Regions from separate parts of the Homo sapiens genome. Here all the other regions are linked to region 1. Evidence: chromatin loops called from intact Hi-C (ENCODE). Cell type or tissue: OCI-LY7. All regions are shown on one strand.

The links. Peaks named below come from ENCODE experiments on the same cell type or tissue, not always from the same donor. Only the 100,000 strongest peaks of a DNase experiment are listed, where the experiment ranks them.
Region 2: a loop joins it to region 1, with 8 times the contacts of the local background. A loop is called at or near these places in 93 of 110 quality-filtered maps.
Region 3: a loop joins it to region 1, with 11 times the contacts of the local background. A loop is called at or near these places in 47 of 110 quality-filtered maps.

The regions. Positions count from the first base shown.
Region 1 is chr18:21,191,139-21,199,138 of GRCh38, forward strand. No RefSeq gene overlaps it. Among named protein-coding and RNA genes, the nearest start is that of GREB1L, 47 kb to the right of the region's middle. In OCI-LY7, CTCF peaks have their summits at 1,073 (motif pointing left), 1,274, 4,220 (motif pointing right) and 4,428; DNase peaks (open chromatin) are centred at 1,043 and 4,233.
Region 2 is chr18:21,441,350-21,449,349 of GRCh38, forward strand. It overlaps GREB1L (GREB1 like retinoic acid receptor coactivator), which reads left to right. Exons shown (of 33, transcript NM_001142966.3): 10 at 51-188; 11 at 2,875-3,060. All of the region lies in intron 1 of GREB1L-AS1 (GREB1L antisense RNA 1), which reads right to left. Among named protein-coding and RNA genes, the nearest start is that of GREB1L-AS1, 5.7 kb to the right of the region's middle. In OCI-LY7, a CTCF peak has its summit at 3,299 (motif pointing left); a DNase peak (open chromatin) is centred at 3,292.
Region 3 is chr18:21,953,189-21,961,188 of GRCh38, forward strand. No RefSeq gene overlaps it. Among named protein-coding and RNA genes, the nearest start is that of LINC01900, 24 kb to the right of the region's middle. In OCI-LY7, CTCF peaks have their summits at 3,060 (motif pointing left) and 3,272; a DNase peak (open chromatin) is centred at 3,033.

The DNA of each region.
Region 1 (8,000 bases):
GTGGTGAACTGAGAAACTGTATCAGTGGAGAGCAATATTGTAAAAAGTAAGTTAACAGAGATTTTGAGGCCAGGCACAGTGGGTCACGCCTGTAATCCCAGCACTTTGGGAGGCCAAGGCAGGTGGATCGCTTGAGGCCATGAGTTCAAGACCAGGCTGGCCAATATGGTGAAACCCCATCTCTACTAAAAATACAAAAATTAGCCAGGCATGGTGGCGCACACCTGCAATCCCAGCTACTCAGGAGGCTGAGGCAGAAGAATCACTTGAACCCGAAAAGCGGAGCTTTCAGTGAGCTGAGATAGGGCCACTTCACTCCAGGTTGGGCGTGAGTGAGACTCCATCTCAAACAAACAAACAAAAAAACAGAGACTTTTGAAAAATATGGGGAAACAATACCTACAAAGTCAGTGGAGTTGGCTGGTTATTGCTAAATTGCATTGACATTCTGCAGAAGGATAATGAGGGATTGACGACTATTAGCAAAAATTTAGAGACAAGCCACAGATCTTCAGTGAGAGCTTACAAAGAAGCCCTTATTTCTACAGAGGAATGGTAGGCCCAGCTGAGTGACAGGCTAAAGACCTCATTGTTAGAGTTGTAGAGCTCCGAAGACATTTGAATGCTCAACCAAGGCAGGATTGTTATGTGAAGGACAGAGGACTGGTGGACAAATCTGTGATCCAGTCAGATGGGATGAAGAGGAGGGATAGGATGAGTTCCAACTGTGGCCCCCGAGAGCAACTATGGTAACAGGGGCTATTGTCTATCACACTAACTTCTCTCTTCTGAGTTTCCCCTCAGGAAGAAAGGCTGGCAGGAGCTATAAAGGAGTTGCTCCTCGCACTTATGTAGAAACATGACTTTGTGGAGCAGAAGTGGTCAATGGCAGCAGCCACAAGAATATACCTCTCAGATCTCCAGTTTCAGGGACTATAATTGCTCACAGGCCATAGCTACTGTGCTCTGAAATCTATTGCTGCATTTGCATCTGGAGTATGCTTGACATGAATGACGGTGGCAGGGAGCTAAGGGAAGCCTGCTCCTGGGAGACACTGGAGCCCTCTGCTGGCTGGCTTTGACTCAAGGACTCTCCGTTGTCTTTCCAAACCTCTCTTCACTTGGGGTCAGACTTGCGTTACAATCTGATGGTTGTCCCAATCTTCTCCAGCTCTGTCTCCATTTTCTCTCGCAAGTGTTTCCACTAATAAAATCCTTGCAGTTTTGATATGAAAAAATGCTCAACATCACTAATTATCAGGGAGAGGCAAATTAAAACCACAATGAGACACCACCTTACTCCTGCAAGAACGGCCATAATTAAAAATAAAAAAAAAAATGTTGGTATGGATGTGGTGAAAAGGGAACACTTTTACACTGCTGGTGGGAATATAAACTAGCACAACCATCATGGAAAACAGTATGGAGATTCCTTAAAGAACTAAAAGTAGATCTACCATTTGATCCAGGCCGGGCGCGGTAGCTCACACCTGTAGTCCCAGCACTTTGGGAGGCCAAGGCAGGTAGATCACTTGAGATCAGGAGTTCGAGTCCAGCCTGGCCAACATGGTGAAACCCCGTCTCTACTAAAAATACAAAAATTAGCCAGGTGTGGTTGTGGGCACTTGTAGTTTCTACAAGTTGTAGCTACTTGGGAGGCTGAGGTAGGACAATTGCTGGAACCCAGAGGGCAGAGGTTGCAGTGAGCCTAGATCATGCCACTGCACTTCAGCCTGGATGACAGAGTGAGACTCTGTTGAAAAAAAAAAAAAAGAATTACCATTTGATCCAGCAATCCCACTACTGGGTACCTATCCAGAGGAAAAGAAGTCATTATATGAAAAAGACACTTGCAGATGCATGTTTATAGCAGCACAATTCGCAATTGCAAAAATATGGAACCAGCCTAAGTGTCCATCAACCAACAAGTGGATAAAATGTGGTATATATACACTGTGAAGTACTACTCAGCCGTAAAAAGGAATAAAATAATGACATTTGCAGCAACCTGGATGGAGTTGGAGACCATTATTTGGAGACCATTATTCTAAGTGAAGTAACTCAGGAACGGAAAAACAAATATTGTATGTTCTCACTTATAAGTAGGAGCTAAACTATGAGGACACAAATGCATAAGAATTATATAATGGACTTTGGAGGCTTGGTAAGAAGGGAGAGAGGGGGTGAGGGATAAAAGACTGTACATTGGTACAGCGTATGTGCTTGGGTGACAGGTGCACCAAAATCTCAGAAATTACCACTATAGAACTTATCCATGTAACAAGAAAACCACCTGTTCCCCAAAAACTATTGCAATAAAAAGAAATCCTTGCATGTTTGGTTTCTTCTTGGTGTCTACTTCTCAGAAAACTCAGATTAACACACTGACCCTTTCTTCTGCCATCCCCAATCACTATTAAGCCCAGCCAGTGAATGTTTTTATTTCAGAAATTGTACTTTTCAGTTGTTGAATATCCGTTTGGCTCTTTTTTTATAGTTTCCATTTCTCTGTTGACATTTCCCATATATTATTCAATAATTATTGTGGTACTTTTCATCAGTACTCTAGGGGAGGAAAAACAGCCCAATTTATTATCTAGACAAGCAAACGTTTTATCTAAAATACAACTGGAAAAGAGCAAAGATGTCAAATGTCCTTGACTTTAAGAACTTCCAGATTTAAATTTGTTCTTTAATTCTAAGGAAATACTATTGAATATAATAGTCACATCTCATCTTAATTGACCAGGAATTTATGTCACAATGTTTTAGAAAGGATACCATCTTTTCTGGGATAAAAAATTGTCAAGTTATTGTACTAAAATTATATAATATGTCAGTTAACATTAGGGGAAGCTGGATGAAGGATATGAGCAACTCTTCGAACTATTTTGCAACTTTAGCTCCTATCCTTTGCTGAAAGGGTCCTGATTAATATAGTTCATAAATAGAAAATGTATTCATTGAATATTTGTATAGATAGACCTCAACAGGGAACTTCTGAAACACTGATCCTCATCAGTGAATTATAATTTGAGATTAAAGAAATTATCTCCTTTCTTTCTAATATATTCTGAACATATCCAAATTCAAATCATTCTTTTAAACTAAGCATTAGTAATGTCTTTTCTATCCAGGCTCTTATTTTATACTATATATATTTCCTGAGTGATCTTGTTCACATTGTTTCAGCAACCACCACTGTGCTGATGAAAATGAATTTATATCTTCTACTTAACCTTCTCCTCAAAGCTTTAAGAACCAGATATTCAATTGCCTGTTAGCATCAACACATCACTATTTCCCATGCAGCTCAAGGTTAACTTGTCAACATGAAATTAATCATCTTTCCCACTAACTTTACTCTTTTAAATAGAATTTTAAAATGTTAATTGATAAAAATATAATCTATCTGAACTCTAAAAGATGACATCCAGCCATCAAACCTAATTATTTATCTTTTCTTCCAATTATTTGAGTCATCCTTTTTTCCTGCTTACTACTACCATCATCTACTATAATTACATCATAATTTTAGTCTCAATTCCCACCCTAATACATCCCCCATATGGTGCCAGGGTTGTATCTGAATTGCAAGGCTGTTTCTCTGTTTTCTATCTTTATCTTTATTTTTTTTTTTAGAGACAGGGTCTTGCTCTGTCACCCAAGCTGAAGTGCAGTGACATGACCATAGCTTACTGCAGCCTCAAGCTTCTGGGCTCAAGCCATCCTCCTGCCTCAGCCTTCCGAGTAGCTAGTACTACAGGGGTGGGCCACCATGAAAGGCTGTCTCTTGAGTGGCTTCCCATTGCATAGAAAATACAAACTCTCTTTGATCTCAGCTTTGCTCCCGTCTCTAGCCTTCCTTCCAGGCACTCACTTTCCACTGCTTTATCTCAAGCAGTTAAACTTGCCCACAAAATTATGTTGTTCTTTGATTTCCCACCTTGACTCATGTCTTAGACATCAGTGCTCTTCCTGCCCTTGTCACCTGTGACTGTTCCTCCTTTATCAGCTCAGGAGGTAGCTACTTCATGATGCAACTTCTTAATTTCTAAATTCAGATCTGGTGCCCCTCTCTGAGCTCTCAGGAATCATGTCCCTATTTTCAATTGCTGTGGCTATCACAGTGGTCTTTTTCCTTTGTCTCCCCTCATTTGTTTTTCTGCTGTAATTGAGAAAATAGTAGTCCAAGTTACAGATACTCCTAATGAACACTAGATGGCACTCTTATCTTTTGTTTGAGCAAATGAGTTGCTATTAATTCTACGTCTAAACTCAGCTTTTAAAATTGTCGTTTTCCTGGTTAAATCTCAGAGTTAAAAATAAAAGCATTTCTGTCCTGAAGTTGTTTGTTTGTTGTTTGTTTTAATGAAACCAAGTCTTTATATGTATGCAGGTTCAACAAGGAATCACTCAATCCCAAAACAAAAACTACTCCATTAAATAAATTGGCTTAGCCCTGCCATCCCAGTTAGTACTGCTATTGAAACAAATATATTGATTTTCAAAAGCATGTAATTAATTGTGTTTTGGGGGGTAAAATAATGGAACTTGGAGAGAGGGCTGAAAAATTTGTCTTTTAATCTTCATAAAAGATAAACTAACCCTTTGCAATACAAATGAGTAGTAAATATTTTATGATCTATTATGATTATCTGTAGAGCTATCAAAGTGTTAAATAGTTTAAAAGAGGTCTGAAGATTACACCAAAACAATACTATATCATGGAAAAAAATTTAGAACATGTTTTCAAAAGCAAAGGCTTGATAGTGCTTTAATTATTTTAATTTTTTTAGATGTTTCTTATACACAGAAGACTCATATCATGTTACCTTTTATCTTCCTTCTCAAATCTAACACTCTCCCAGTTTACCAGCTCTGTAAATGGCTCCACTCCCATTCAATTATTATAGCCTCAAACTTTGTGGTATTCCTAATTTTTCCCTTCCCTTCATAATCTATAACCAAATCATTAGCAAATAAATCTACTGGTTCTTCCTTCAAAATATATCTCTAGGTCGGGCGCAGTGGCTCATGCTTGTAATCCCAGCACTTTGGGAGGCCGAGGCAGGCAGATCACGAGGTCAGGAGTTCGAGACCAGCCTGGCCAACATGGTGAAACCCCGTCTCTAATAAAAATACAAAAATTAGCTGGGCGTGGTGGTGGGTGCCTGTAATCTCAGCTACTCGGGAAGCTGAGGCAGGAGAATTACTTGAGCCCAGGAGGCAGAAGTTGCAGTGAGCCAAGATCGCACCACTGCACTCCAGCCTGGGAGACAGAGCGAGACTCTGTCTCAAAAAAAAAATAAAAATAAAAATAAAATATATATATACAAATATATAAATATATATATATAAATATATATAAATGTGTGTATATATATATAATCTGTCCACTACTCTTATCTCCACTGGCACCACCTTGGTCCAAGCCACTGCCTCTCTCCTACCACAAGAATTTTCTTAATGGTCTCTTTGCCCAAGCTGCCCAAGCCACTATAAGCCCTCAGCTCTGGGAAAGAGGCCAACTCCATTCTAAATCTATTTTACATAGAACCCTTAAGGAACAACTTCAGGTAAAAACTCCTCAAATTTGAACTAATCTAAGAAAGTTCATATAGTAAAAAGAACCATGAAACAGTTTAAGCAACGAATTGTAGGAACATTGTCTAGCCATCACAATCCTATGCTTCCAGAAAAGAGGATTTGATATTGCTTTCTATTACAGCAGATATTACCAGCAATGTTCTTTTTCTATTGGATTCTAAATAATCCGAACTGCCCAAAAGGAGTTATTTATATTAGTGAAAGAACAGTGAATCTTGAAAGTATTTCTCCTGTGGTAATAACGCTTTTTGTTATATAGTGAATGCAGCTTCCTCAAATAACTGAAAATTTCATCTTGTTATTAAATAGTCTAGCCTCTTTGCAATTCATTTTATTGGAGAACATTTACTGGACAAGCCTACCCTTCCCGGGTGATTTACACGGATTAAGTTAGAAATGGAGCAACATCTTATTCCTTTCATTAAAGAGGGGTAATTTCTCCCATAAAATTTATTGGTATGGTATAGGGAAGGTCAATCTATTAAATTTTCTTGGAAATTTGTTTTTAGCTCCATTCAGCAGATCAATCTCCAGCCAGCCTGAGCCTAGATAATATGCTTCTTTTGTCATTGGATCTAACAGAGAAACTGAGAATCACATTTTAAGGGATTGGAATGAAGTGTTCCTATCATCTGCTTCTTTTTTTTTTTTTTTTTTTTTGTCTCTCAGGGTCTTCTGAATCCAGTTATTTTTCACCATGTATTTTGATTCAATTTATTCCTCCATCCTCAGTTTACCACAGGGGAGGAACATTATAAACACATATAACTATCTGAAAATAATATTTAGGCACCCTTTTTAAGGCACAGAAGTTATTGCTTCTAAATTCAAGTTAATTTGTTTTCTAATATAGTTTGTGTAAAACTATTAAAAATTTTTTCATTTCTTATTCCAAAAATATTTTTTCCAAGATTGGACAGAAGAGATAGGGAACAACTGTCCAGATTACGGTAGCCAACATTATAAATAGGAGTCATGCCTTAGATATTGCTTCCTTAATATATTTTTAATAACATTGGTTACCATTTATTGAATATATTTTATGTGTCAGTGGCTGAGCTGAGCACTTTCTGTGCTTTCCCATTTAACTTATTTAGTCTTCACATCAACCCTATCAAGTAGGTGTTGCTCTCTTGTTTTACAGCTGAGGAAACTGAGGTCAGTGATGTTAAGAAACTACCCAAACCCACATAACCAGTATGTGACACTGCAGGGCTCAAGCCCCAGTTCTTTCTGGACTCAATCTGTTTCTTTATTTGTTTTTAACCAAACTACAATTCCTTTGATGCTTGCTCTTCCCTGCAAATGTTCTCAAGTGGATACTCACAAGAATAACTTACAAACTTCAAGTGTTTGGGAGATTTTGAATCCTTGACATTTTCTATCATGTTCAATGAACTAGTCTAAAATGCACTCAAACATGGAGACTCATCTGAGCCAAGTGGACAATTTTAGAAAGCACTTGCTCGATTGTCTTTAAAATTGCATCCTCAGACTCATAAAACATTTCTCAAAATTAACCGGAGAAATTAGGTACCACTTTTAGTAATAATAAAAAAAAATCCAAACTACTATCTATATATAGTATATGTAAAAGTCCACACAATTATATATAGAGATTATCTATATCTATTATCTATGTTTTGCGGCCATGATGGTTGATATAAAAGCCACAATCTTGCATGGCATTTGATTTTGTTGTGAAGTAGATAAGAGTCCTGTAGATTTCTAAGAGCCTAAAAAACCCTCAAGTGCTAGTAGTCCTCTGCTCACACTACCAGGGAAAATGATGAAAGTTTAGGCTGATGGATGTGCCTTAGGAGCAGCACCTTGGGACACCAACATAGACTGAGTGCTAAAGGAGAGATGACTATAAGCGAAATAAGTGGAGCATCTGTTAAGACCCAGAGAGGTGCTGCACTGATTTATGATCAGGCTAGTCATAGACTGTAACTATTATTATTATTATTATTATTTTGAGACGGAGTCTCACTGTGTTACCAGGCTGGAGTGCAGTGGCGCCATCTTGGCTCACTGCAACCTCCGTCTCCCGGGTTCAAGCAATTCTCCTGCCACAGCCTCCTGTGTAGTTGGGACTACAGGCGCGCGTCACCACGCCCAGCTAATTTTTTGTATTTTTTTAAGTAGAGAAGGGGTTTCACCATGTTGGCCAGGATGGTCTCAATCTCTTGACCTCATGATCCGCCCACCTCAGCCTCCTAAAGTGCTGGGATTACAGGCGTGAGCCACTGCGCCCGGCCATCTTTTTTTTTTTTTAAAGAAACATAAACATAAATTTAACTAGCAATAGTTAATTCATTATTTTATATATAGGACTTTCCTCATAATTTCTGTTATTCTCTAGGAGGTTTGCTTTAATTATTTAAGAA
Region 2 (8,000 bases), 250 kb after region 1:
TTTCATTTAGTTTTCACGCCATCTTTCTTGTCAAACTTTTTTTTTTCCAGAGCCCCTTTTATCTGCCCCAGTTCCACAGACCCCACTAACTGGAATTTTACAACCCAGGCCCATTCCTGCAGGGGAAACTGTAATTGTTCCTGAAAACCTGCTGAGTAACTCAGGAGTTAGACCAGTAATTCTGATAGGTAAGGTAATGGAATTCCAAGTTGCCTGTGTCTGCTGGAATCTAGGAGTGTTTTTCCATTTCATTGTGTTTTTTCATGTATTCATGAAGATATTCATCCATCTGTTGATTCTGTCAGCTTTTATTGGTCAGCTCTTTCATGCTATATTAAACATGTGATTAGGAGCTGAGGATAAGGCAAAGTCTTTTTGCCCTCAAGGAGCACTGTTTAGTGGGGGAGTCTCACCTCGCATGAGCCACCAGCGTTGGTAAATAAGCATTACAACACATGGGCGATACCATTATAGCACACTGTGACATGTGAGCTCCTTAGAGGTTCACAACCAGGAGCAACCAGAACTCAGAGCTCTGAGAGAGGGCTTACCTCTGCCTGGAGGGATCTGAGAAGACTTCCCAGAGGTGTTGGTTAAGCTGGGTCCTGAAGGTTGGTCAAAGTGGACAAGGTCAGGGAGGAGACATTCCAGTCAAAGGGAGCCAAACCACAAAGAAATGAAACAAGCCAAGCCAGCTGAAAGACCCTACTCAAGAGAACCAAGAGGCCCTACAGTTGCAGGTCTGAACCTTAGCATCTTTGAGGAGGCTGAGTCCTTCCAGGTGGTCTACAAGTGGAGGTATAGACATTTAGGGGTCCCTACATTCCAGGACTAACTTAGTGCTTTTCATACCCATTTCAGGAGACTCCTTGGTTTAGGGCTGGCCTAGGCCAGAAGGAGACTGCTTGCTCTACCTTAAGGACAAAATAGATAGGGTGTTTAAGTTCCCCACATCTTTAGGGTGTGTTTACATGCAGTGTTATTTGCTTTTTGGGTTGGCCTGAGCCTGCCTAATTGGATGGTTTTGCTTGGAGTCATGTCCTTTACCTGGTTGCTTTATCTGCTAATCCTAGATCTGTAGGTACTGAGGGGATCCCAGTTGCTTAAATGCTGTATAGATTAGGAAGCTCTTTTTGAACATTAACATAGTGCCACTAAGCTTTGGAAAGATGCATAGAACGTGGGACCCTTTGGTCCTTTGGTGCCTGCCTTTTAGAAAGTCTCACAGAGGGACTATCCTCTCCATCAACCACCAAAACAGAGCATATTTTGGACATATTTTATCCTATCTATTTCAAAACAATTTGAGACTGTTTACTGACATTTAGGAAGACAACCTCACAAAAATAGCTAAGATAACAAAGGAACAGGGATCTCCAAGCACCTGAAACTAGAAGAATCTTGCTATTAATCAATGAATTTAGCTTACTTTTTTTTTTTTTTTTTAAAGAAAATCTCAGGAATATCTCCAGGTGGATAGTGTCAGAAAGGAAAGGAAAGGGGAAAGGAAAGGAAATCTCAGGAAGTGAAACATGTATTGTCATTTGTTTCTGTTTTTGTTTTTTGTCATTGTTTTTTGAGACAGAGTCTTGCTCTGTCACTCAGGCTGGAGTGCAGTGGCACAATCTCTGCTCACTGCAAGCTCCGCCTCCTGGGTTCAAGTGATTCTTCTGCCTCCTGAGTAGCTGAGATTACGAGCGTGCACCACCACGCTCAGCCTAGTTTTGTATTTTTAGTAGAGATGGGGTTTCATCATGTTGGCCAGGCTGGTCTCAACTCCTGACCTCAAGCAATCTGCCTGCCTCAGCCTCCCAAAGTGCTGGGATTATAGGCGTGAGCTGCACCCCACCTGGCCAGTGTTTTTTGTTTTTGAGACGGAGTCTCTCTCTGTGGCTCAGGCGGGAGTGCAGTGGCGCGATCTCGGCTCACTGCAACCTCTGCCTCCTGGGTTCAAGCGATTCTCCTGCCTCAGCCTCCCATGTAGTTGCATGCCACCATGCCTGGCTAATTTTTGTACTTTTAGTAGAGGCTGGGTTTCGCCTCTACTAAAGGTGAAAATGTTGGCCAGGCTGGTCTCAAACTCCCGACCTCAGGTGATCCACCCGCCTGGGCCTCCCAAAGTGCGGGGATTATAGGCGTGAGCCACCTTGCCCAGCCATATTGTCATTTGTTTGTTTTCTGATTTCTTATCTGAAAATAAACTTGATCAGGGACTTTATCAGAAATATTTTATCATTGCAGTTTTACAGAGGATACAGACATGTTTTGCAAACTCATCAGTCTTCCAGCAAAATATTAACATGTTCCTTCCATGAGAAACAGAGATAATATGAGTACAGTTGTCCCTTAGTATCCCTGGGGGATTGATTCCAGGCCCCGTCCCATATCAAATCGAATATCCTCAAGTCCCTCATATAAAATGGCACAGTATTTGCATATAACCTATGCACATCCTCCCATATACATTAAACCACCTCTCCATTGCTTGTAATACTTAATACAGTGCCTACACATCACGTCATTCACATGAATTCAGTGTACTACTCAGCCCACAGCAAATTCAAGTTTCACTTCTTGGAACTTTGTGGAATTTTTTCTTCTGACTATTTCAGTCCACGGTTGATTGAACGTGGAACCCACAGACATAGAGGGCCAACTGTATTTTCTTTCCTGTTCATTTAACTTAATATAAGGATAGAATTTGGAGCATCCAAGTGAATTCCCTGGGATTGATATGTTTGAGTGATTTGTTTGGTAGCTATCTCAGAGGGCAGGGAATTTTGTTAAGCAGCTTTGATCGTCGTTGAGCAAGTGTACCTGGTTGGACCATAAAAAGAAATGTTGAACTGTACTGACCTGCTTCTATTGGGACAGGCTATGGCACTTTACCCTATTTCTATGGAAATGTTGGTGACATTGTTGTGAGTCCTCTGCTGGTGAATTGCTACAAGATTCCACAGTTGGAAAACAAAGATTTGGAAAAATTAGGGTTGACCGGCAGCCAATTTCTGAGCGTGGAAAACATGATTCTTCTGACGATACAGTATCTTGTGCGGCTGGGTAAGTCATTTTCCATAATCATTTGCTGGTGACTACTTTTGAGGATTTTTTGTGATGTACTTTTTCTTTCTTTCTCACATTTATCCTCCTATCTCTTATTTTCCCTCTTTCGCTTCTAATGTTCTTTCCCTTCAACCCCATTCTCTGTAACTTTTCCCTTTCCTCTCCTTCATTTCTTTTCTACTCCTTTCCTTTCCTCTTCTTTGGGTCCTAGAGGAGATGAATTGCACCACCTAGTGTCCAGTCTCATGATGCTGCAAAGGTCTCCAAAGTAGTTAAGGTAGGCAGAACCTTAAAGGGTTGTGCCTTGAGCACCCCTTCTCTGGGGAGCTTGGCCAGGCCACCTTTCTGAAAGTGCACCTACCATCTGGAGTGCAAACACAGCCATTGTCTTAAACAATTATTTTCCAGTTTTCCACTTAGCCTTTTTATCTTGTTTATCCACTGGCCCTACACCCATTTTTTTTCTTCTCCAGCTACACCCCTTTGATGGAGTCCCATCGTGCTTTCCATCATTGAGGTCATAACTGTGGACCTCCCTGGAAGGTCTTTAAGCTATAGGGTAAGGGGGATATGTAGGTCATGAACCCTTCACTTCCTCTATCTGATATATTCTCCGAAGCCCCAAAGTGGGTGTATGCAGGTGCCCTGACAATACTAGAGTGGCTTAGCAGCATTTACATCGAAATGTCCTTTATTTTGCAAATGGCAGTAGGCCATCTAATTATACACTCACTCTATCACTTCAAGCCACTGATTTACTTAGAAAAATATTTGAGATGTGGCCGGGCACGGTGGCTCACGCCCGTGATCCCAACACTTTGGGAGGCCAAGGTGGGCGGATCACCTGAGGTGGGGAGTTCGAGACCAGCCTGACCAACATGGAGAAACCCCATCTCTACTAAAAATACAAAATTAGCTGGGCGTGGTGGCGCATGCCTGTAATCCCAGCTACTCAGGAGGCTGAGGCAAAAGAATTGCTTGAACCCGGGAGGCGGAGGTTGCAGTGAGCCCAGATCACGTCATTGCACTCCAGCTTGGGCAACAAGAGTGAAACTCCATCTCAAAAAAAAAGAAAAGAAAAGAAAAGAAAAAAATATTTGAGATGTAAAATTACACATAAAAATATTAGTATGCACTCTTGTGAAATTTTTTAATTTTAGAAAATACTTCAGTGTTAGGAGATAATAAAAACACTGGACTAAATAACTTTAAAAGAAAGAAAAAAGCTTTATTAGGGCATATTCAGTGTTTGGTGCATTAGCTAGCAATCTTGACTAGAACTCTGTGCCCTGAGAGGCTGCCTTGACTTGGCCTCTGCTTCGACATGGCCTTTTGAAATTTACAAGGCACCAATTTCATGATAAACCTAGGACTTACTAATGATGCTTATTGAAAGGTAATACAATTATAAAGCTCATCTGGGTCCACAGCTCATTTGATGACATAATTTTAATTGCTACATACTGAAATTAGATTATAGACTGTGTTCTAAGATCTAAAGCCAACTTCTAAATGCACCCAGAATTAGTAAAACCAGGCTTCATAAAGTGATGATATAGCCAACCAAGAAAATCACTATAGCACTCTTTTTCAGTTTGTTTGTTTGTTTGATTATTTGTTTGTTTGTTTTGAGACCGAGTCTCACTCTGTTTCCCAGGCTGGAGTGCAGTGGTGCGATCTCGACTCACTGCAACCACCACCTCCCATGTTCAAGCAATTCTCATGTCTCAGCCTCCCGAGTAGCTGGGACTACAGGCGTGAACCACCACACCCTGCTAATTTTTGTATTTTTAGTAGAGACAGGGTTTCACCATGTTGGCCAGGCTGGTCTCAAACTCCTGATCTCAGGTGATCCACCTGCCTTGGGCTCCCAAAGTTGGGATTACAGGCATGAGTCACCACGCCCGGCCTCCTTTTCAATCTTAATAGCAATTTTTAAAATCGGAGTCTAATTTAATTAAATGAACCAAGTGGTCAAAATAAGATATCTTTTCTTAAAGTACTAAATGCTCTTATCTTTTGTAAAGAAAAAGAAAAGAAAAGAAAAAAAGAAACAATTTCAATTTAATTACACAGATTCTTCTCTGACCTGCAGGATCAGTTCTTTCCTGAATTTGACTTGCAGTCAATCAGTTAGGCCTCTCGATATACATGAATAGCTATTTCTCTTTTAAAACCTAAGCTTTGTACATTGAGACATCTCTATCCCTCAACAACTGTTCTGGAGTCCTTTATTTATTTATTATTTATTTATTTCTTTATTTCTTGCCTCTGGAGGTTTCAAGAAGGCAAGCAAGAATAGTTTCACATATGGCATAGATTATAGACATTTAAAAAAATAAATCTAAACTTCTAAAAGGATTTTTAATACTTCAGCGGCTCAGTTACTTAGAGGTATCAGAGAAGAAGAAAAGCAAGATTCTTCAGAAGGAACCATACCTCTTCACTACAGTCACTTTTAAAAAATCTCAGTCATTTCACAGTCAGAAAATCTTTGAAGTAGATAATGAAATCAGCAAATCCAGAGATTCTTGTAAGGCTCTGAGTCTATTTAAACCTTGACTTTTCCTATTAAGGTAGTTCTTTCTGAAAAGTCATTAAAACTGATACCTCAGCTAACCTAAGTTATTGGAGATCAGCACTTGAAGGAAAAGATTATTGTTATCAAGCTTGCGAAAGTGGAGAAAAGACACCTGCAATGTAATTGTAAAGGCTGAGGATGAGGTACTGGGTGTGGTGGCTCACGCTTGTAATCTCAGCACCTTGGGAGGCTGAGGCAGAAGGATCACTTGAGCCCAGAAGTTCAGAACTGCAGTGAGCTATGATTGTGCCACTGTACTCCAGCCTGGCAGACAGACAGAGACCCTGTCTCTAATTAAAAAAATTTAAAAAAAAAATTTTTTTAAAAGGCTGAGGATGAAAAAGTGATAGTTGATTTTTGGAAACAAGGCATTTTACTCTAAGAAGTCTCTTACCTCATTTAAACTTAATACCTTTTCCTCCACTTCTTGATTCCTAATTGTACATCAGTCAAAACTGTATAAAAGCGAGCTTTAAGGCAACAAAGGATGTTGTGAACATGTTTAGTAATTTTATTTTCCCAGAATGCCTTTGTGCTTTCAATTAATTATGCCTCCTGATAGAATATGTTACTTAGTCCTGGAGTGAGTCTTATGGACTACTAACCAGGCCCCTGAGCTTTCAGGTTGTTAATGAAAGACGGTAGGGAATTGGAGACAGCCAGGGCCACCTGCTTTTCAGCTGTCATGTTCTGGTGGAAGAAAGCGTTAAATAAATGACCACCTTCTATCCACTTTGAGCTCACTGAAAAGTGTTTACCTAGTGACAATTAACCATGATGCCAATTTGATAAAGCTGAATGAAGATCAGACATCTTGGTGGCTCCTAGGTGATTTTTTTTTAAAGAGCATCCCTCCACATTCCCAGCAAGTTTTTTGAGGACAGTAGAGGCCAGGCACGGTGGCTCACACCTGTAATCCCAACACTTTGGGAGGCTGAATAGGGTGGATACTTGAGGTCAGGAGTTTGAGAGCAGTCTGGCCAACATGGTGAAACCCCATCTCTATCAAAAATACAAAAATTAGCCAGGCATGTTGGGCATGCCTGTAATCCCAGATACTCCGGAGGCTGAGACAGGAGAATTGCTTGAGGCCAGGAGGTGGAGGTTGCAGTGAGCCGAGATCGCGCCACTGCACTCCAGCCTGGATGACAAAGGGAAACTGTCTCAAAAAAAAAAAAAAGCAGCAGCAGCAGCATAGAAGAAACACAGACATAATGTATACATTACCATTTTCTTGCCCTGTTTCCATGTATAGAGGAGAAAAATCTGTTTATGAGAATTCTACTCTCCTACCTCTCCCTGGCCTCCACCCAATCCTGGAAAAACTGTTTTCTCCAATTAAAATTGTTGTTTTTATAATGTATAAGATTTTATTTAATTTTCCATATCTGAAGAGCATTACTAAACACCTCATTTTCTTACTTTCCCAGAAAAGATGGGAAGGGCCAGAGAAACCACTTAGATCCCTATTAGAGGAAGGAATGGGTCTGACTCATTTGTGGTGCCTCCTTCTCATGCAGAAGTCCAGCCCATCACCCCTTTGTTCTTCCATAAGGGGCTTTTAGCCATGGGTTCTGGGGCTGTTGCTTGGTCTCAGATCACAGACACTGAGGTGTCTGAGCTGGTTTATGGGAGCCTGAGTTTCAAATATTGGGTTCACACAGCAAAAGAAATGATTGAATAGAGGGAGTGACTGTATTCTCACTGCTTTCAATTTAAACTAAATGTTGAAATCTTAGTTCATTTGTGTCATTTGGATACCAAACATTGACTTGCTTATTTTGTTCTAAAGGCTGGTTGAGTTTCTAAAGAGAATAAGGAAGAAAATCCCCCTGATTCCAGGGGCCACAGGTCAGCAGTATAAGTTTTGCTCCAACTGGTTGGAGAAGAGGGCCAAATGGCATATTTAACAATCCAGAATGCTGGGGAATAACTAGATCATGAAAGCGTTCTCTATCTGGGAAAAATGTGAGGCTGCCTCCAATATCACTTGGGAGTGAAAAATAATTAAACTTCATTTCCTGCACAGTATTCTCAAAATTAGGCTTAGAAGCAACACATTAAAATGTTTTCCAAAATGCCTATGACTAAAATGAGAACTGAAACTTAAAATCGGTTATATACCAGTAGGTTGGCTTCTTTTTTCATTAGTCATTAACAATTTCTATAATGCCAAGCTTAATAGGTCAAGAAATATGCCATGTGCAAGGACCAGCTCCGAGGGCATACAGTGGAATTAATGGTTTCTCTTGGTACCTCCTCTTTTAAAGAGATCAGGAATACAGAAAAACAGAAGCCTGATTTTTTTTACAAAGATTGAGGCAGAAAGAAAAATAATTTCCAACAGGGAATGATT
Region 3 (8,000 bases), 760 kb after region 1:
CTAGAAGAAATGAATAAATTCCCGAAAATATACACCCTCCCAAGACTAAACCAGGAAGAAGTTGAATCCCTGAATAGACCAATAACAAGTTCTGAAATCGAGGCAGTAATACATAGCCTACCAATCAAAAAAAGCCAGGACCAGATAGATTTACAGCTGAATTCTACCAGAGGTGCAAAGAGGAGCTGGTACCATTTCTTCTGAAATGATTCCAAACAATCGAAAAGGAGAGAGTTCTTCCTAATTCATTTTATGAGGCCAGCATCATCCTGATACCAAAACCTGGCAGGGATACAACAAAAAAAACCAAAACTTCAGGCCAATATCCCTGATGAACATTGATGTGAAAAGCCTCAATAAAATACTGGCAAAGCAAATCCAGCAGCACATCAAAAAGTTTACCCATCACCATCAAGTCGACTTCTTTCCTGGGATGCAAGGCTGGATCAACATATGCAAATGAAAAAATATAATTCATCACATAAACAGAACTAAAGACAAAATTATATCTGTATTGAGGCATGATTATCTCAATAGACTCAGAAAAGGCCTTTGATAAAATTCAATATCCCTTCGTGTTGAAAACTCTCAATAAATTAAGTATAGGTGGAGCATATCTCAAAATAATAAGAGCCATTTATGACAAGCCCACAGCCAATATCATACTGAATGGCAAAAGCTAGAAGCATTCCCCTTGAAAACTGGCACAAGACAAGGATGCCCTCTCTCACCACTCCTATTCAACATAGTATTGGAATTTCTGGCCAGGGTAATCAGGCAAGAGAAAGAAATAAAGTGTACTCAAATAGGAAGAGAGGAAGCCAAACGGTCTCTGTTTGCAGACGACATGCTCCCGTATTTAGAAAACCCCATCGTCTCAGCCCAAAAGCTCCTTAAGCTGATAAGCAAATTTAGCAAAGTCTCAGGATACAAAATCAATGTGCAAAAATCACAAGCATTCCTATACACTAACAATAGACAATCAGAGAGTCAAATCATGAATGAACTTCCATTCACAACTGCTACAAAAAAAAATACCTAGGAATACAGCTAACAAGGGAAGTGGAGGACCTCTTCAAGAACAATAAACCTTTGTTTAAGGAAATCAGAGGACACAAACAAATGGAAAATCATTTCATGCTCGTGGATAGGAAGAATCAATATTGTGATTCTTACTGCCCAAAGTAATTTATAGATTCAATGCTATTCATATTAAACTACTATTGACATTCTTCACAGAATTAGTAAAAAAAAAAACTACTTTAAAATTTATATGAAACCAAAAAAGAGCCCGTATAGCCAAGACAATCCTAAACAAAAAGAACAAAGTTGGAGGCATTACGCTACCTGACTTCAAACTACACTACAAGGCTACATTAAACAAAACAGCATGGTACTGTTACAATAACAGACATACAGACCAATGAAACAGAATAGAGATCTCAGAAATGAGTCCACACATCTACAACCATCTGATCTTTGACAAACCTGACAAAAACAAGCAATGGGAAAAGGGCTCCCTATTTAATAAATGGTGCTGGAAAAACTGGCTAGCCTTATGCAGAAAATTGAAACTGGACCCCTTCCTTATATCTTGTACAAAAATTTAAACTCAAGATGGATTAAAGACTTAAATGTAAACCCAAAACTACAAAAGCCCTAGAAGAAAATCTGGCCACTACCATTCAGGACATAGGCACGGGCAAAGATTTTATGACAAAACACCAAAAGCAATCGCAACAAAAGCAAAAATTGACAAATGGGATTTAATTAAACTAATGAACTTTTGCATAGCAAAAGAAACTATCATCAGTGCAAACATACAACCTACAGAATGGGAGAAAAGTTTTGCAATCTATCCATTTGACAAAGGTCTAATATCCAGAATCTACAAGGAACTTAAACAAATTTACAAGAAAAAAAAATTAAAACATGTGCAAAGGACATGAACAGACACTTCTCAAAAGAAGACATTTATGTAGCCAACGTATTAAAAAAAGCTCAGCATCACTGATCATTAGAGAAATGCAAATCAAAACCACAGTGAGATACCATCTCACACCAGTCAGAATGGCGATTATTAAAAAGTCAAGCAACAACAGATGCTGGTGAGGCTGTGAAGTAGGAACACTTTTACACTGTTGGTGGAAAGGTAAATTAGTTCAACCATTGTGGAAGACAGTGTGGCAATTCCTCAAAGATCTGGGCATATACCCAAAGGAATATAAATAATTCTATTATAAAGATACATGCACATGTATGTTCATTGCAGCACTATTCACAATAGCAAAGACATGGTATCAACCCAAAAGCCCATCAATGTTAGACTGGATAATGAAAATGTGGTACATATACACGATGGAATACTATGCAGCCATAAAAAAGAACTAGGTCATGTCCTTTGCAGGGACATGGATGGAGCTGGAAGCCATTATCTTCAGCAAATTAACACAGGAACAGAAAAGCAAACACCGCATATTGTCACTTGTAAGTAGGAGCTGAACAATGAGAATACATGGACACAGGGAGGGGAACAACACACACTGGGGCCTGTCGGGGATAGGGGTGGGAAGAGGGAGAGCATCAGGATAAATAGCTAATACATGCAGGGCTTAATACCTAGGTAATGAGTTGATAGGTGCAGCAAATCACCATCGCACATATTTACCTGTGTAACAAACCTGCACGTCTTGCACAGGTATCCCAGTACTTAAAATAAAATAAAATAAAAACAAAAACAAACAAAAATAAAGTCTTTGTCAGCTAATTCCAACATCTGTGTTATCTCAGCATGTTAGTTGAGATTTTCCTAGTTCTTCACAGAGTGAGAAATTTTGTATTGTACTCTGGACATTTTGAATGTTATGAGTCTCTGGGTCTTGTTTAAAATTCTATGGAAAACATTTTATTCTGTTTTTTAACGTTAGTGGGTTATAGGTATGGTTGGGTTCAAGTTGTAAGTTCTGATCATCCTTCAGTGGTGTGTGGTTTCAATGTTCCACTAACACGCACTGCTATTCAGAGCAGTCCTGCATGTGCGCCACCTGGTGGCCAGTCTAGGCAGTCTAGGAGGTGGGACATGGTTCACCTCATAGTTTACAGTTGTATCTCAAAGCTTTTGATATACTGTTTAGGGTCAGATTCATGAATGTTCCACTTGTGGATAAACCCAGGGATTCTTAAACAACTTTATCAAGTCCCTTTCCCTAATACCTCCCTCTCTATAATGTCCCTAGTACTTTCTGAGTCCTGGGCTCCCCTTTTCAGTCCTCCAACCTGAAGAAAAACAAAAAAGAAATGGGGGATTTCTCCCTCTCCTTTGAGCATTAGGAGACCACGCCCTTGAGCCAGAACCAGAGGGTTTCTCTTGGACTTCTCTCCATTCATGCAGACGCCCATGTCCAGGTTCCACACTACCTTACACCTAGTCTGGGCAACACTGAAGCGAAAAATACAGTAGACTCACCACCCATTCAGAGGTACTTTAAAGTCTGGTCTTCCTTTCTGGTCTATCTGCTACTAGATGCTCACAGTATCCAAGTCATTGTGCCGTGCATTCTGTCCAGGTTTATCGCTTCATCCGGTGGGGGGATAGGGTCATAACTACATGACTCAAAACTCAGCCCCATCTTACCTGAAACCTGGGCTGAGTTTTGAATCATGTAGTTAATCTAATTAATACTGATTAATGGATACTTGGGCTATTCTTCCTGCCTTTTAAATTGTCGTGTTTCTGGAATCTGTTTTAATATTCTTATCTTATCCCTTCATAACACTGGTTCTCACCTTGGGTTTTCATTAGAATCACCTACACAGATTAAAAAAAAAAAGTTGATGTCCAGGCTACATCCCAGCCAAATTAAACCAGAATCTCTGGGAATAGGATCCAGGAATTAATACTTATATTTAAAAAAAATATTTCACACCACTTACCCCATCCTCTAATCCTCCAAACCTGTTCTTCCTATAATCTGCCTCATTTCACTTAATATTGTCACCATCCTCCAAACTCCCAAGTAAGACACCTTGGAGTTGGCCTGAACTCAGCTCCAGAATTTTTGCATTCAGGCTACCATCTGCCCTGTCATTGCCAACTCAGAAATGTCTTCAAATGTGGCTCTCATCTCTATTCCTTTTTTTTTTTTGTCACAGGATCTCACTCTGTCACCCAGGCTGGAGTGCAGTGGTACAATCACTGCTCACTGCAGCCTTGACCTCCTGGGTTCAAGTGATCTTCCTGCTTCAGTGTCCTGAGTACCTGGGACCATGGGTGCATGCCGCATGTCTGACTAATTTTTTTATTTTCGGTACAGACGGTGTCTCACTTTGTTGCCCAGGCTGGTTTCATACTCCTGGGCTCAAGTGATCCTCCCGCCTCGGCCTCCCAAAGTGCTGCAATGACAGGTGTGAGCCACCATGCCCAGCCATCTCCATTCTTTTAATCAAGCTCACGTTGCATAGCTGTGTCATTGGTTTCCCTGTCACTGGGCTGTCTTGGCAAACACTCTCACTGCTGCCAAAGGGATCTTCCTAAAAGAAGACTCTGTCAAGCCCCTTGTAAAACCTCCCTAGCGCCTCCTGCCCCCCAGTCTAGAGTCTAAACTCCTGGGCAAGGCACACGAGGCTTGCCATACTTGGCTTAGACTTCTTCTCCTAACTCCTCCCCCATCACCCATACATCTCTTTTCCCCACCTGGCAAAGACACACTGACATTCCCGAAATACCCCCGGCCCCGGAACACCTTATTGTTATCCTACTCACTTCCTACTTTGATGCCTGGCCATCTCCTTTTCAACCTTTAAGAACCAACTGAAATGTGAACCACTCGCCAGTGCTTCCCAGCTGATGTCATTACTGATCCTCCAGCTTTGGCCATAGTGTATTATCATGGTCACAGGCCGGGCGCGGTGGCTCATGACTGTAATCCCAGCACTTCGGGAGGCTGAAGTGGGTGGATCACCTGTGGTCAGGAGTTTGAAACCAGCCTGACCAACATAGTGAAACCCTGTCTCTACTAAAAATACAAAATTAGCTGGGCATGGTGGAGCATGCCTGTAATCCCGGCTACTTGGGAGGCTGAGGCAGGAGAATCGCTTGAACCCAGGAGGCTGAGGTTGCAGTGAACTGAGATCGCGCCATTGCACTCCAGCCTGGGCAACAAGAGTGAAACTCGGTCTCAAAAGATAAATGAGTCATGGTCACAAAACTCCACTGAAACTGTTTGCATGTCCGTCTCTCCCACTAGACTGGGGGCACCTTGAGGGTGGGTACTTATCAACATTTGTCTTTCTGGGAAAGCACACAGTGCCTGACTCACAGCAGACCCGCAGTGGGTGTTCAAACAAATAAATGAATATAGAGCAGACAGGGGCCCAGGAAGCAGCTCTGTGAGATTAGCGAAGTAAAAAGAAACAGGATGAAATGCAGGTATTTAAACACGGCATGAATGTTTGCAAAATGGAACAAGATTGCCAAAATTTCTAAGCTCAGACAAAGTAGTCATTTCTGGTTTAGGTCCAGGTATTGATACTACTTCAAAACCAGCCTGGGTGTTTTCTTAGCTGAAGGAAAAGGAGATGCCAGGGAAATACAATGAACTTCTGAAACAGGTATAAAGCCAGCCTCCAAGGAACTGAGGAAACGCCTCTGATCTGGAAAGTGGCATCACTTGTCAAACTTGAATTCAATTCCTGGCTCACTGCCTGCTGCTGGGGAAACATGGGCAAGTTAATTAACTTCATTGAGCCTCAATTTTCTCATCTGTAAAATGGGTACAATATTTCCTACCTCATAGGATTGTGTTGAGTATTGAACGAGTTAATTCATATTTCTAGTATGTAGTTAAGTGCCTGATAAATAGTGTTATTTTTATTTTCTGGTGATTTAGGGAATGAGTTGGCAGAAGTAGATGAAAAGAGGCATACGTCTGTTTCAGTTGGGGTCTTTATTGTCCTCAGCTCCTTAGAGGAGAAAGCCTTTGAATTCCCATGTCCTCATGTCTAGGGATGGGCTGACAGCCCAGGTTCCTCCTCTGGCTTTTGGCCACCGCTCTTGGTCCAGCTGGCCAACTTCCCCGCTCAGAGCCACAGAGCAACAAGGAGCCAGCACTGTCCCTTCATCCAGGGAAGTGCCTCATTCCTCATCTAAGTGTCCTTGACTCCTGAAATAATAGGGCAATATTTGAACATCCTATACCTAGACAGGCCCTATTTGCCAAGGACATTCTAAAAATATACTGTTGGGATTAAAAAAAAAACTTGCTGATTCTAAAGATCTCTGGAGGTGGTACCTTCTAAATTTATGTGCACAGAAGTAGCCAGACCTTGAGATGTCCATTCAAGGTATACGAGGGTGCAGTGGCACGTGTCTGGAATCCCAGTTACTTGGGAAGCTGAGACAGGAGGATCACTTGAGCTCAGGAGTTTGAGACCAGACTGGACAACATAGTGAGACTTTGTTTCTATAAAAAATATGTACATGACACATTCAGCCACAAACATCACTAGATTATCTTTTGGGTGAGTAGCTCACTAAAACATTAAAAGCCAGGCAATCAGTGTTCCTGAAGATTGTATCTGTCCGTCTGTCATCTCTCCTTTTACTGGGCACATGAATTCATGCCAGCATTGTGTGTGGAAAACACCTCAGTTTCAATAGGAGAGGAAAGAAGGACAGAAGGAAAGAAGGAAAACTGACATTGACCGAGAGTCTACCATGTGCAAGGCATTTTCTGTATCTTCTCATTTAATCCTTGCAAAAATTATACAGGAAAACTTATTCCCATTCTTAAAGGTCAGGAAATGGAGACTCATATAGAAATGACTTGCCCAGGTTCACTCATGCAGCAAGCGGCAAAGCTGAGATTTGCTTCCAAACCAGCCCACTCTAAAACCAACATTCAGCCCATCGCCCAGGCAGCAAGAGTTGTCAGCTGAAGCACACAGCAATTGAATTTTCACATACTTCTCATTTCCCCTTTCCAACCCTTCTCCACCTCCACCTTCCCCACCCCTTTCCCCCTTCTGCAAGCTTCTCTGTGACGTTCCACTGTAGCGTGATCCTCCAACTACAATCAGCAGCGCAGCCACAGGAATTACTGAAGGGCAGGCAGGGTTGGTAATACATGCAATCCATTTGCTGACTGCACTTGAATGCACATGGAAGTATGCGAGTGCAGGGAGGGCCCCGGAGGGAGGCACACATCTATATTTCAAATTAGCAAGTCAGTCACAAGTTACAGCTCCATGCCAGGGGCGTTTTTAGATAGCCAGACACACAGATAATGAAGGCACAGATTAACTGCGTCTGACTGTGCGGTAACTTAAAGCTCTCAGCCTCTATGGCCAGTCCATGTGGTGAAACAAACATTCCTCCAGCATATGGTAAGTTTTAGTAGAAAGCTTGCAGTGAGAAGTGTGGGTCCCTATCAGATGGGTGAAGGACATGTGGTTGATATTACAGCATGCGTTCACCTCTCAGACCCACTGGATTCGGCCCATTCTCTCTCCTTTTCCCAGGGTCACTTCTATTTTTTGGAAAATAGGGACAAGGTGTCACTGTGTTGCCCAGGCTGGTTTTGAACTCCTGGGCTCTTGAACTCCTGGCCTCCCAAAGTGTTAGGATTACAGGCATGAGCCACTGTGCCTGGTCCAGGACAGGTACTTGACTGGCTTCTCTGCACTGAAAAAAAATAAAATCTCCACCCATGCAGCTCCGAGAATGTAACTATTTCTTAGAATTTTCAATAAATTAAACTATTGAGTTAAATAGTAGCAAAGTGCTTAAGATTGGGAACAAGGAGGCCAGATTCTCATCCCCCTCCCGCCTTAAATGGCCTTGGACAAGTCACAATGTTTTCGTCAAGAGTATGAAATATTTTCTTTTTTTGGTTATTTTTAAAATAGTCTTTTTCTTACTTAAAAGCAGTGGCTCACGCCTGTAATCCCAGCACCTTAGGAGGCTGAGGTGGGCGGATTGCTTGAGCTCAGGAGTTCGAGAC